2 separate regions of the Homo sapiens genome follow, and region 1 is linked to region 2. The links are chromatin contacts, found by Hi-C or POLR2A ChIA-PET in ENCODE. All regions are on one chromosome and are shown on one strand. Each heading gives the region's core, a stretch centred on a gene start or an enhancer-like site at or near the end of the contact. The rest is flanking DNA. Distances are from core to core; before and after follow the strand shown. Region 1 overlaps LOC124902787 (a long non-coding RNA gene). Region 2 overlaps LINC02725 (long intergenic non-protein coding RNA 2725).

Region 1 (6,632 bases), core at 2,062-4,561, 150 kb after region 2:
TCACCTGAGGTTGGGAGTTTGAGACCAGCCTGACCAACATGAAGAAACCCTGTCTCTACTAAAAATACAAAATTAGCCAGGCGTGGTGGCGCATGCCTGTAATCCCAGCTACTCTCAGGAGGCTGAGGCAGGAGAAACGCTTGAACCAAAGAGGTGGAGGTTGCAGTGAGCCGAGAGTGTGCCATTGCACTCCAGCCTGGGCAACAAGAGCAAAACTCCGTCTCAAAAAAACAAAACAAAACAAAAACAACAACAAATAAAAGTAGAAATGAGAGATTTATCACGAAATTATTCTAAAACCTACATTTTTTCTAGAAAAAATATGAATAGGCTTTGTGCTATATACTTCTTCCAGTTATCCAGATCTGAGCTTTTTAAAAAAAATATAATTAAGCTTAACAAACACGAAAGATATTACTATTCACCTGGTGGAAACCATCCAACTATGGGCATTGCATTTTACAGCAGTGCTTCTGAAGCTTTAATGGATGTGTAATTATCTGTGGAATTTGTTGTTAATAAAATGCAGATTCTGATTCAATCTGTCTGGAGTGGACCCTGGGATTTCACATTTTTTTGTATCAATTTTGCAGATAATGGGATGCTAGTGATCTACAGAGCACAGTTGGAGTAGCAAGGTCTTAAGGAAGAAATCAAATTCTACAATATTATGTTCAATTAGTATTCTTTCACTCAACATAAATTTATTGCATATCAGCTATGGAGTCTGGTTATATGAAGCCTTAATCATCCCTTCCCTTACAAAAGCAATTAGAAAACAAATTTAATTTTTTTTACAAAAGAGTTCTGAACTCCATATTGGCTTGACTCATGGTAGTGTTGTGTTGGATGATATAAATTTGTATTGACATAAATGTATTTGGCAGAGGTTGTTCTGAAACTCAACGCAACTCACAGACACTCTCATGCGAGCAGAGACCATCCCTCTGGAGCAGAGAGCACAATGTGCCTTCTGCCTCCCTCCCCAACTCATCACCTTCCCTCTCAACGTCCTTCTGCCCGGCTGCCCCTCAGGCAGGCGGCCCCAGAGGCCGTGGGCATGCTGCTGTCCCTCCCCACAGTGATACTCATCACCAAAATGAAACCTGACACCAGAATTGTCATCTTACTGAGAAGATGATAAAACTCATTTAACCTTTCCACTCAATAGGCTGATAATTCCCTCTGTCCTGATGAACGTTGGTGAGGTTCACTGAAGAGACTCAAGTTACCAAGGGCATGCTAATGCAAGGGTTATTCTTTCCTTTTCACATTAGGAGTTCACTTCTACCCAATCATTTTCAAACTTCACAGAAATGGAATTTCCATACTCAGATATGAAGAAAGCACCTTGATTTCCTCCACCTTCACATCATGAAGAACATCGAAGCTGGGATGAACGATGAAAGGAGGTAATATTCTAGGCATAGACAAAGCCCTTTCTCCACTGCCTTCAGGCTGTCAGGGAAGTAATTGATGTGTCTCCCAGAGCACAATCGCTTCACACTTTCAACACCTTTTTGTCCTGCTGCGAATTAAACCTGTCACTTTGTCTAATTCTCCATTGGTAAGAAGCATTCACTGCCAGAGACTTGTCAATGGGGGTGTGATTACTTGCACTGATAGCAACTGTAATATTTAATATTCCCCAAATGAGGGACAACCCTGAGAAGACAGAAAAAAAAAAGGCACATTTTGTAGAAGGAGTAGTTGTTCTTCATTGTGTAACTTCAAGGGAATTACTGTCTACACTGTCGGAACTAACTCGATTCAAATCCAAATTTTTTAATAGGAAGAGCTAGCCAGAGATTTGAGAGACAATTTGAGTAAAATGACTCTAGGTGTGTAGTTGTTCATTCAAGATGCTTATGCACACTTTCCATGGGAAGGCACTATTACAGACCCTTTCCATTGTTTAAGGGGAAAATATTTTGAAAAGGGGGAGGATCAGCTAACAGGAGATATAGGGAATATGATATACATAAAGGAGAATATGATGAGGCTGTGGGTGAGGAGGGTTGGACTCTAAATCGAGTTCTACCCTCAGCAGGCTGTGAGAATTTGAGCTCACCCAGTTCCCAATTGCTCCATTTGTTTAATGAGGAGAACTGAATTCTTGGTAAAGCTAATGTTTCACGACTTCGTTTGATTAAAACCTTCCCATCTTCTAAGGAAATTGTATCTCTCCCAATTCTTCATTTTGCAAGTGATTTCTGGTCTGGTACTAAACCACTCAACATAAGAAGACCTGGGGTAATCAGCCGGGCGTGGTGGCACATGCCTGTCATCCCAGCTACTCGGGAGGCTGAGGCAGGAGAATTGCTTGAACCCGGGAAGTGGAGGTTGCAGTGAGCCGAGATCGTGCCACTGCACTCCAGCCTGGGCAGCAAAGAGAGACTCCATCTCAAAAACAAACAAAAAAAGAAGCCCAGGAGAACATGATACGAACTTCACAGTCAATTACTCATCCTACACTACCTAAAAGGCAAGTCTACATATCTCAGTGGGTGTCTACAAAGGGCACACTCTATCTGCTTTAAGAAAATAAAAACAAGATGACCAAGGGTGAAATAAAATTACATTCTCCTATTAATCTTACTATGAATCAGTTTGGATACTTGGGACAGAGCAGCTTGATACAGGCACCCTGATTTAACTCTGTGCCAGTTTTGGTTTCTGAGTTTAACAGGACAGTTGTGGAAAGAATATAGACATAGCAGAGTAGAGTTAAATGTAGATTTAAATGACATGATGCATATAAATGTTTAACTCACAGCCTGGAGCATAGGAGATACTCAAACTTTATTCCCTTTCCATATATAAAGAGATTAGGCCCATAACATGAAACTGAGAGATAAACATTCTCCCTACAGAATGGAAAGGAAGAAAAGAGCATTGATGAAGCAGCTCGATGAACTCTTGTAAGACCTTTCTCCAAGTGAGTTATCATTCCAAGGTTCCTGTTGTTACTTTCTGAAGGGCTTTGTGCTTATGAAGCAGATAGGGACAGAAGGGCGGGCCGGACCCCATGGTCATCTGGCAGCCTTGCTTGTGTTGGGTCAGCGTGCCAGCATTCATGCCCCTGGGGGTGTGAGCACCCTTTCTGGAATCTTGAAAGGAAATGCAACCTCCCCAAACCCCACTACTCTCTCAAGGAGTCATGGGTGATGAAGATGTTTCCTGCCATTCTCTGCAGGACAGAGAGTTGCTTAACCCTCGTTTCATTATCAGTGGAGGAGCCAGCCATTGGACCCCCACCCCTCAGAGTGAGCCAGCAGCCAGAACTAGCCCTTTGGCATCCCCCGTCTTGATTGCAAGCAAGCAAACCTGTCACCTTCCTGTTTTATCTACTCATGGTGTTTGTTTCCTTTGACGTGGATTCTTACACTTAGGGTGGGAGGGATTTCTCGAAAAACATTTGTTGTATGCCACTGATCCTGGCCCCACAACGCCCCTTTCTCTTTCCTTTTCAAGGCTCCAGGAATTGCTAAATGGCATATCCTGAACACCCAGCACTCTGGGGCTAAAAATACCAGAGGGTGTGTTTATCTAGATTGGGGCTTCCTCTCCAGGGGCTTTACAGACGTTATCTCATTTATCCTTGAAAACACTCTGCGAGGCAGCATGTAGTCAAATAACTTTACCCCAGAAAGGTACGGAAGGCTTGAAGAGGAAAGGTCATCGGTGGAGGTTCTATTCTGAGGCCCAGTAGACAGGCTCAGGTCTTTAATTTCTCAGCTTAAAATTCCATTCACTCTGCATTTCCCCCTTAGAACTGTGGGAATCCTTAAAAAGCAAATACAAACCCACGACTCCTGGCACATAGAAAAAGGCCAGGTTGAAATACCCCCCAGGTTACCTCCTCTCGGTGTCTTCATTACATCTTTACAAATCCGAGATCCCATGGCCTTTGGTCATCTCTTCTAATTGCTCCACATACACAGGCTCCCTCGAGACCTCATTTGCCACCATGGTTTAAACTCTCACCTATCTAAACTGATGGTAGACACTTTCCATATCTCTCACACCCTCTCCATAGTTGATATAAAATAATTACCTACTAGAAGTTGTACATGAATTTGTTACATACACAGCATTTCCCCCTCATTTTGCACATCCTCGATATTCCCTGGCCCATACCCAAAGACCTGAGACTCCTGGCACATTCCATCCCCTCTCTGACTGCCACATGCAAACAGTTACTGAGTTAGCTATCTTCCAGGTGCACCCCCAGATGCACTTTCCCTCCCTCCAAAATGCATGCCTAAGGAGCCTGACTTACAGGCTCCTTCTTTGCCCTCTGGCTACTCCCTGGGGTTGGTCTTTGGTGAGCACTGGCAGGAGAATGGGAGGAGGCAGGAGAGGGATGATGCTGTATGTATTGTCCCATTCTTCTCCCTGTGGGGTTGCCATGGACTGGCTGCATCCTGGATACAAGGTCAGGTCTCATCAGGCATCCTTTTCCACACAGCTGCTTTCCTGGTGGCCATCGGGCCTGGAGGTGGCAAAAGCTGCTGCCTCCTGATGGCATCAATTCCAGGGCACCGCTCAACCCCTGGTGCATGTTTTAAACTCCACCCACACATGCTGTAAATAGCCCTTATATGAAAGTTATTACAACATCCAGCTAGAGTGGGGTCTCCTCTCTTTCTGGATGCTACCCAAACTAAAGTCACCAATTTCTATATTTTACCATTCAATTCAGATGACATTTTACATGTATGTATACATATTTACTTGTTGAATTAGAAAAGCCAAGATGGCATTATATTTTAAGCCAATACATCAGACTTCGATATATGTGTTACTTCCAAACCTCTCTCCCTGTAGTCTCCTCACCATTGTTCAGATTGTCAAAGTGTCATTTCCAAATACCTGTGAAATTACATTAATCTTGCATAAGTTCATCAGAGGTCCCAGTATCTTTCAGCATATGATTCACTTTTACTTATGTCTGTCTTTCTAGAGTAAGTCTTTTATCTCTACTTCCAGGACATCCTCAAATGTTTTTCAAACATTTATCAAATAGACAAACACTGAATGGAACTTTAGGTCTTAAATAAGTGTAGCTATTTCCTTTTACAATATTATTTTCTTTTAAACTGCAATTTCTTGTCCTACTGAATAAGTCCTCCTTACGTGGCTACAGGAATGCAAACACCTGGGTATAATGTGATGACTTTCTAACTTTGCAGAACTGTTATCAATGAGGGCTTAGACTGTGATGTAAAAGTAAGGGCTCTAAACTAGATTCCCTGGATTCCTGATTTCTCTGCTAGTCCCGCAACCTCGGGCAACTTACTCAACATTCTATGCCTCCATTTCCTAACCTATAAAATGAGGGTAGTAATATCATCTAACTCATGGGTTTGCTGCAAGAATTAAAAGAGTTAACACACACACACGGAACACTTAGAATAGTGCCTGGTGAAAACACAGTAGAGTTAACTGTTATTTCTTAACTCATTCTTAGTTTACCACCATCATCCTCAGGCTGTTTGCCTGTGGTTTGTTTAGCTCACCCTTTCTTGAAAACAGACCTTTACCTGAAAACATTCTGATATCAAAACCCACAATACCTGGCATTTGTGACCATGAGCGCTTCACTGGAAGTTGGTGCATGGACTTCCTTCCCTTAACATCTGCTGAAGGCATTCTGCATGAACGCTCTCAGCAGTTTCCCCCTTCAATGGTTTGTCAGAAGCCAGGGAAAAAAAAATATGAGTACTTAAAATGTCTTTGTATATTATGTTTATGACTCCCCATGATTTTTTCCAAAACAAAAAGAAAATTTCCTTCTACATGCCTGCACCTTTGTCTTCTTCTCTCTTCCCTTTTTTTTACTTTTTGAAGAGACTCACTCCCAAGTCTTCATTCCTTGCAAAAATCGATAGAGTAACCTAAATTTGGAATTTCAAAACTAAACTTACTGAGCCAAAGTTTTACATAGTTTTTATTAACTGATTATAAAATACATGTTTATTATTAGAATTTTAGAGAAAGTATCAAGAAAAAAGAAGAGAACTGCCATTCCAACACCCTGAAAAAATCATCACTAATGTTTTACAGAATCGTTTCCAGTCTTTTTAAATTTACATGTATTTTATCATTGAGAATATAGCCTATATGCAATTTTTATGCTGCATTTTTTCATTTTGTCAAATAATATCACTGATCCAAATTATATATAAGTGATTTTAATGACACCATTAATTTAACAGTGCCATCATTATATTCTGTCATTTGTTTTTAATTAAATATCCTGTTATTAGAAAAATTTTCTACTTTTAAAATTATTTCTATAGAACTGGAATATGATAAACCTCTTTAGTTATAAATTGTTGTCCAGATTTTTATGAAAGTTTCCAAAAATAAAATTGCTGGGCTGAAAATACAAATATTTTAAGACTTTTGATAAACTGTAATAGAAAAAATTGCTTGCTTAGAAAGTATAAGCATGAATTTCATTACTGGGTATATACCCAGAGGAATACAAATTATTCTACCATAAAGACACATGTATGTGAATGTCCATTGCAGCCCTATTCACAATAGAAAAGACAAGGAATCAATGTGAATGCCCATCAGTGACAGACTGGATAAAGAAAAGGTGATGCACATACACCATGGAA
Region 2 (6,936 bases), core at 1,036-3,535:
AAGATCTGTTCTCTAATCTGCTATGGACTCTTTCTGAAATGCCTTTCCTCCTCTCTGGAGATCATCTCTACCCCTTCCTCAGGTCTCATATTTAACAGTTCTTCCTCAGGGAAACCTGTACTTCTCTGCCTGTACTATACTTTCCTCTTAACAGATATCACTCCCAGACTCATATACATATATATATATATATATTTGAGACAGAGTCTGCCTCTGTTGGCCAGGCTGGAGTGCAGTAGCATGATCTCAGCTCACTACAACCTGTTCCTTCTGGGTTCAAGTGATTCTTCTGCCTCAGCCTCTCGAGTAGCTGAGATTACAGATATGTACCACCACTCCTGCTTAATTTTTGTGTTTTTAGTAGAGTTGGGATTTCACCATATTGGCCAGGCTGGTCTTGAACTCCTAACCTCAAGTGATCCATCAGCCTCGGCCTCCTATGGTGCCAGGATTACAGGCATGTGCCACCATGCTCAGCCCCACACTCACATTTTTATATGTGTGGCTCTCTATTTAATATGTGCTTCCCCCACTTACTGTGGACTCCCTAAAGCATGGAACATATTTGTTGGCTTACCACTGTGAAATTAACAGAAAACTGGTACTTATGAAATACTCGTTGAATATTTGTTATATAAATGAACTGATATATGAATAAATGGAGGAAAAAGAGCCACTCCCCATCTTTTACTCCTTCTCACAGTATTGCAGGTTTGGCTTGCATTTCGAGATTTTGCTTTCTTTCTATCTGAGGTGGTTCTCCCAGGTCCAATTATACCTGAGCTTCCCCTGCTTCTTTTGCAGCTCTGGCCAAGCCACTAGATTCCTCTGAATGTTAATCAAGCCATCTGGAAAATAGGGCATGAAATTGTATGTCCCTGACTAGCAGCAGATGCAGCAACTGAGCTGAGCTGTGTTTCCTTTTCAGTAACTAATTGCACACATGCTGCAATACAGAGAAAAACATTATAAATCAATTAGGCTATTACAGCAACATTGTGCTCTGTAACTAGAGAACTAGGCCTTGTGTTGCATAGTGGGAGACAGGAGCACCTGATTCTCCTTGCAATGGCCTTGGATAATTACTTACATCGTTGCATTTGATTGTCTCACCTCCAATGCAGGTTTCCAGGAAGATTTGTTTACTGATCTTTCTTAAGGGATTTGATTTCCTGGATTGGCAGGTGTCATGTTGCTGGAGGAAGACAGTGGCTTAAAAGTATTATTGAATAAAACACACATGTAAGTGTTTGATGCTCATGCTGTCTTCAACAGTCAAGGTCAGAGCTTAGTTGGTGCTTTGGGCCAGAGTTACAGGAGCAAGGGGAATGTGAAACCATGAAGTAGCTGTGGAGTTGGCAATGTCCCCAAATGCCCAAGGCTTAGGAGACATTTATATGGGCATAATAGAAATCAGATGAGCTGGATTTTGGGGAGGTGGAGAGAGGGAGAGTGGAGAGAGGGGACTGTAAAAGGTACTTAGTATTCTCTATTTCTCCTCCTTGCTGTCTTTGTTTTAACTTTCATGGGAAGTGAACTTATAGAGAAACTTATAAGTGAACTCGAATGTGCTTCTGGAGATAAATCTTTCACATTTTTACAGTCCACAGAGGAGGGGGTAGGCAAGAGAAAGAGGCCAGAGTTTTACTAAAGATAAAGGAAATGTTGTAAAAGAAGGTAAATATGGATTTTAGAAGAAGCCTCTAATACAATTGTTGGATAGTCAACGAGTTTGTTGGAAATTTGCAAAGCTCATCTGGATAATTTGGATGAGAATGTTGCCATCAGGACTAATGTTATTTGAAAGGGAATGCAGACATGTTGTGATCAACTTTTCTCTAATTATGCCATGTGTTAATTTTGTCTTGTCACACAGTTGTCCTCAATCCTGGCTGCACATTAAGTGATGTGGGAAGCTTCATAAATAGAGCAATGTTCCTAGGATCTCTGGAGGTGGGACTTAGGCATTGGCATTCTTTAAAATTTCTCCAGATCATTCTCTTATGCAGTAGTGTTAAGAGCAGAGAACTATAACCAAGATCTTGAAATCAGGAACTTCGATACATACATAAATTATCCCATTGAGCCCCTGGATGTTCATATGTATTATCTCTGTTTAATATTCACAGTTTGTCTCCATGAGGTCATACAGCTGCTTGAGGTTGCTCGGAGAGTAAGAAGCAGAATGAGAACTAGAACAGAAGCTCACTTTGGCCTGAAGGCTCATGTGCTGAGCATCTTCCCTTGTCTGTCTCCACCCCTAGCCTGGTGCCCAGCATGTAGAAGACCTTCAGTAAGTACCAGGTTGCTGACTAAGTAACTGAGGAAATGACTCACAATTGGACCATTCCCATGCTGAAATTCCACAAGAATCTTGTTATCGCCTGCACATTGCTTAGGCAAACATAATTCTAGACAAAAATGGAACCCCAGAAATCTCAGTCAACATCCCTCACTCAAAGCCTAGCACCTGGCTTCCTTCTAACAGTGCCCTCTGTTGAGTGTTCACCTGGGATTTCCAGGACTGCAGCTGCTGTCTCTTTATAAACCCAGGCCTGGGTCACAGGGTGGGGAGAAAACAATGAGTGTTTTGGTTGTTTGGTGATATCCGGTGCCACTTTGTGCCGCTTGTTGCAAATTCAGTCCCATTTCCTGTGAACTGCCTCCTTGGGCTTGACTCCCCAGCACCATACAGGGGCTTCAGGGACACTTGGAAAACAATCTGTGCTCTGACCTCGGTGTCCCTGGACCTATCAATTGCCTAAGGCAGGGAGACTGCTCATACTTCAAGTAGTGGCCTGGGGACAAGATGGATCAGGAAGTAGAAAATAGAAAAGGATGGGGGTGAGGAGCCAGGGCAGGAGAGGAAGGTTATAAGGAGGAACAATGAGAGATGGACAGCTTTTTATTCTCTACAGAATGGGCTGTTTCCTAGACGTCACGGGATCATCATGTGGTGGAGATTGCAAGAGGCCAGTTTGGGGGTGAGGAGGGATTGCCGAGTACATATTTTATCACTGTGATGTGACTCAAGGGCGTCATTCCCTGTAAACAACTTTTGAGTAGGAGGGTTTTCTCTGGATAAGAAATTAACCAGTTAGCAGTCAAGAAATGGCAAAAGCTCAAGTAACAATTCTGTATACTTAACAAAATACTGTTAAACTCATTCATTCATTCGTTCAGCAGAAGTATGTCCAGGTACATCTCTGTACAAGGCATTGGGCTGATTGTCAGTTATATAGCAGCCTCCAAGAACAACATCATATTCGACCCCAGGAACTATAGTCCAGTGGGAAACACAGACATTGAACAAAAAGTACAATGTGAAGAATATAGTAGGAGGAAAGAAACAGGAGCATGCATTATGTCATTTATTATTATTTTTATTTGAGACAGAGTCTTGCTGTCAGCCAGGCTACAGTACAGTGACATGATCTCATCTCACTGCAACCTCCACCTCCCAGGCTCAAGTAGTTCTCCTGCCTCAGCCTCCAGAGTAGCTGGGATTACAGGTGCCCACTACCACACCTGGCTAATTTTTGCATTTTTAGTAGGGATGGGATTTCACCATGTTGGCCAGGCTGATCTCGAACTCCTGACCTCAGCTAATCCGCCGGCCTTGGCCTCCCAAGATGCTGGGATTACAGGCATGAGCCCCCATACCCGGCCTATTTTTTAAATACAACTTTTTGATGATTAACCTCATTATAAACTTCATTTATTAATGCCATTTCACATTGAGGATCTGAGAGGTTAGGTGGTCAGGACTTGAACATGCACATTCCGCCTTAGTTCCTCCTCTCCTGTTACTCTGTAATCAATACCACAAAACCTCCCCAGCTCAGCTGCTTTCCACCCTTGTGGCCTGAGGCCTGAGACTGCTTCCACCATACTGAATACCATTCTGTGGTGCTTCAATGTTAACCCCTGTCATAAGCAACAGGCTCTGCAATAGTGTCCCCTGGCTTCTCAGCCCAATGCCTAAGGTGACCGACGCTCAATCAGCAACGCAATTATGCAATGAAAACAGCTACACAGGGAAAACCAGAACCATGAAAGTGGGTCAGGTCCAAACCATCTTTGTACCATGTGGCTTGCAGAAACCCAGATCTCGTTTGCTTGCTTGCTGATGCTGAATTTGGGGATATGCATGCCTTTTAAAATAAGAAAGTATTTATTCTTAGATGCTCTTAGACTGTTTTGAAGCTAGAGCCATTGTAGTTTTGCACACTTACTTCATAAAGGAACTGTACCTATAGTTTAAAAGTTGTTATTTGGTAATTGTCATGTAATGATTATCTCCTTGCTCTCCTTACCACTCTGATTGTATACAAGTTGATTTCCCTGTTTCAGGAGGGGTTTTCTGATGCATATACTATAGACAATCTTCTCTATTTACACTTCAGTTTTTAAAAAACTAAGCTTTTTTTTTTAAAAAAAGTGAAAGTCATAATCTGTTTCTTTTCAAAGTCCTAGATGCAATGGGATTAAACTTGGAGAAAATGGGATTAAACTTGGACAAACACTACCTATTTGGACTTGTGATGATGGCTTTCAAACTTCTTAAAGCAATGAAGTATTTTTTCCAGAAGAAACCTTACACAAGAAGCCCAGCACACTGAGTCAAGCATATGTAGGTGGAAGATATCTGGTTGAGACCAAGTAGAGATAAACCTGTAGATTCAACTGTGCCACCACAGTGAATTCTAAGAATCCACTGACTGTGATCTGTAAGCTCCTACTCCACAGGAGGTCAGGGCACACAGCTTGAAACCGGAAGGCAGAAGAGTGACAGGGAAGGGTCATGGACTCTGAAATTAGAGCTATCTGTGTTTTAATACTAGTTCCAATAGGCACATGGTCTTGGATAAATGGTTTAAATTATCTGAGTCTCAATTTCTTTCTCTGCAAAAAGGGATGATTAGTACATATGTAATAGGGTTTTTATAGAAAATTGTATAACTTGTTAAACACACATGTACTAAGTGCTTGGTGCCCAGTATGCACTGAATAAATGCTAGCTCCTTGCCTTTCATCTCTATGACCCTTCCCAAATCTCTCAGCCCCATATTGCTTCATGTAGTGTGTGTATATTTGGGAAAATTTGTGTGCATATTTACAGATGGGATCCTACTCTTCTATTGACAGACTGTCTTTTCAGATGTGCCTTACTTTCATTGCATTGGTTTTTCAACTGAAAGTGAACATAAAGGTTTTAAGCATGCCTAGGTCTTATCTTTTTGGTCAAATATCTAACACCCTCAATAACAGTTGTAAATCATTCTTTTGTAATTTGATCATTCATTTTTATAAAGTAAAACACAACTGCCCACTGTAAAAATAGACTTCATTTGCTCTTTTCTTCCAGTGCAGCAAATGACAGACACTTTAAGAACACACATTTAACTTCAGCAAACAAATCATGTATATTTTAGACATAACTGTCAAGTATAGAAATGATACCATCCAACTTACCAAACTATCACATAAGAATGCCCAATAGCAGACATTAGGATGGGGCAAAACTGAAAGAAGGATTGACTTCATCAAACCCTTGATGACATACAAAATGGAAACCATTCAAGTTCAACTGAAGAAAACGATATCCCACAAGATCTAGGGGTAAAAAGCAGACAAAGTTTAGGAATGAATTTAAACTACTGACTTACGTGTTGTCAGGAGTCTATTTCTATTCCTCAATTTTACTCCTTTTTGTACAACTGTGTGCATTCTCTCTCTGACTCTCTCTTCCTCCCTCCCAACACCCCCCACCCTCTTCTTGTTGCTGTTTCTCTCTATTTCTTCAGATCAAAGGGTTGATCTCTTCCAAATGTACATATTACAGATCCACACTCTTAGAAAAACAACAGAATCTCTCTAGTGCTTAATTTAATTTGTCCATCTAAAAGATATTACTTGGCCCAATTTGACCAAGCACCATCTACTGGACCAAATAATGGTGGCCAGAGAAGCATGGTCACAATGGGGAATGGGAATAAGATGGGGATCATATGGGGACTAAGAATGGGCAAGAACATCTCCCAGAGTGGTAAGAGAAACAATCTAATGGGCATATATTCCCAGTGTCCTCAAATACTCCTCTACCCTAAATTGCTTGCTCTGCTCTTGGGCCTTTGGATGTGCTGACCTGAGTAGTGGTAACAAGTTCAGAATTGTAGGGAAAGGGCTATGAGTTTATATTTTAAGGGCAGAGAGTGGCATTTATGCAGTGGAAACACATGGAAGATGAGTAGGATTGTGAAGGATAAACTTGGGAAAAGAACAATGACCTGAAGAGTACTAATAAATGCAGGGATGGGTGACCAGAAAGAAAGGATAGATAGGAGGAAAATCTTAGAGTAAAACTGGCAAAAGTTCACGGCCAGTTTAGTTAATGGAATCAAGGACAGTGAAAACGCAATGATAACTTCAGTGTTCTGGTTCTGATGACCAAAGAAGGTCATCATTGTGATGGATATTTTCTCTTATTTCATAACCTCTGCTCTATGCTCTGTGTGATTCCTCTCCTTCCATTCAACTTGCCTTGCATTTTCCGGAGTCTACTCCTTGGCTAAATAGGGTCCTTCTTTCTCAGTAGCCCTTACTACCGAATTAAATCATGGTGCCAGGGCTCATTCTGCTTTGTTTCTGGAAACCTGCCAAGCATGCTCCTGCCTTGGGGGCTTGCACTGATTCGTTGCTCCATATTGAAATGTTATTTGCATGGTCACCTGTGGCCCTGATATGGTTTGGCTGTGTCCCCACCCAGATCTCGAATTGTAGCTCTCATAATTCCCACGTCATGGGAGGGACCCAGTGGAAAGTAACTGATTCATGAGAGCAGGTGTTTCCCCCATACTGTTCTCATGATAGTGGTATAAGTCTCACAAGATCTGATGGTTTTTATAAAGGGGAGTTTCCCTGCACATGCTCTCT

What was found. A loop is a pair of places that touch in the nucleus more often than their neighbours do. ChIA-PET counts read pairs that join two places held with the same protein, here RNA polymerase II (POLR2A). Pooled maps may share reads with other maps.
Region 1: a loop to region 2 is called in a pooled map, with 2.4 times the contacts of the local background. The contact joins two enhancer-like sites. A Hi-C loop is called at or near these places in 1 of 168 maps with a recorded cell type or tissue (PC-3) and 11 of 50 pooled maps. POLR2A ChIA-PET finds 5 or more read pairs at or near these places in 3 of 52 experiments (PC-3, Panc1 and activated CD4-positive, alpha-beta memory T cell).

The regions. Positions count from the first base shown.
Region 1 is chr11:128,325,965-128,332,596 of GRCh38, forward strand. The region is part of intron 1 of LOC124902787 (a long non-coding RNA gene); the gene reads right to left. Among named protein-coding and RNA genes, the nearest start is that of LINC02098, 120 kb to the left of the region's middle. Within about 2 kb of position 3,312, at least 9 of the 41 ENCODE cell types and tissues checked have a DNase peak (open chromatin) inside an H3K27ac peak, as active enhancers do.
Region 2 is chr11:128,178,331-128,185,266 of GRCh38, forward strand. LINC02725 (long intergenic non-protein coding RNA 2725) reads left to right here. Exons shown (of 6, transcript NR_183639.1): 5 at 2,130-2,293; 6 at 4,471-5,226. Among named protein-coding and RNA genes, the nearest start is that of LINC02098, 27 kb to the right of the region's middle. Within about 2 kb of position 2,286, at least 2 of the 41 ENCODE cell types and tissues checked have a DNase peak (open chromatin) inside an H3K27ac peak, as active enhancers do.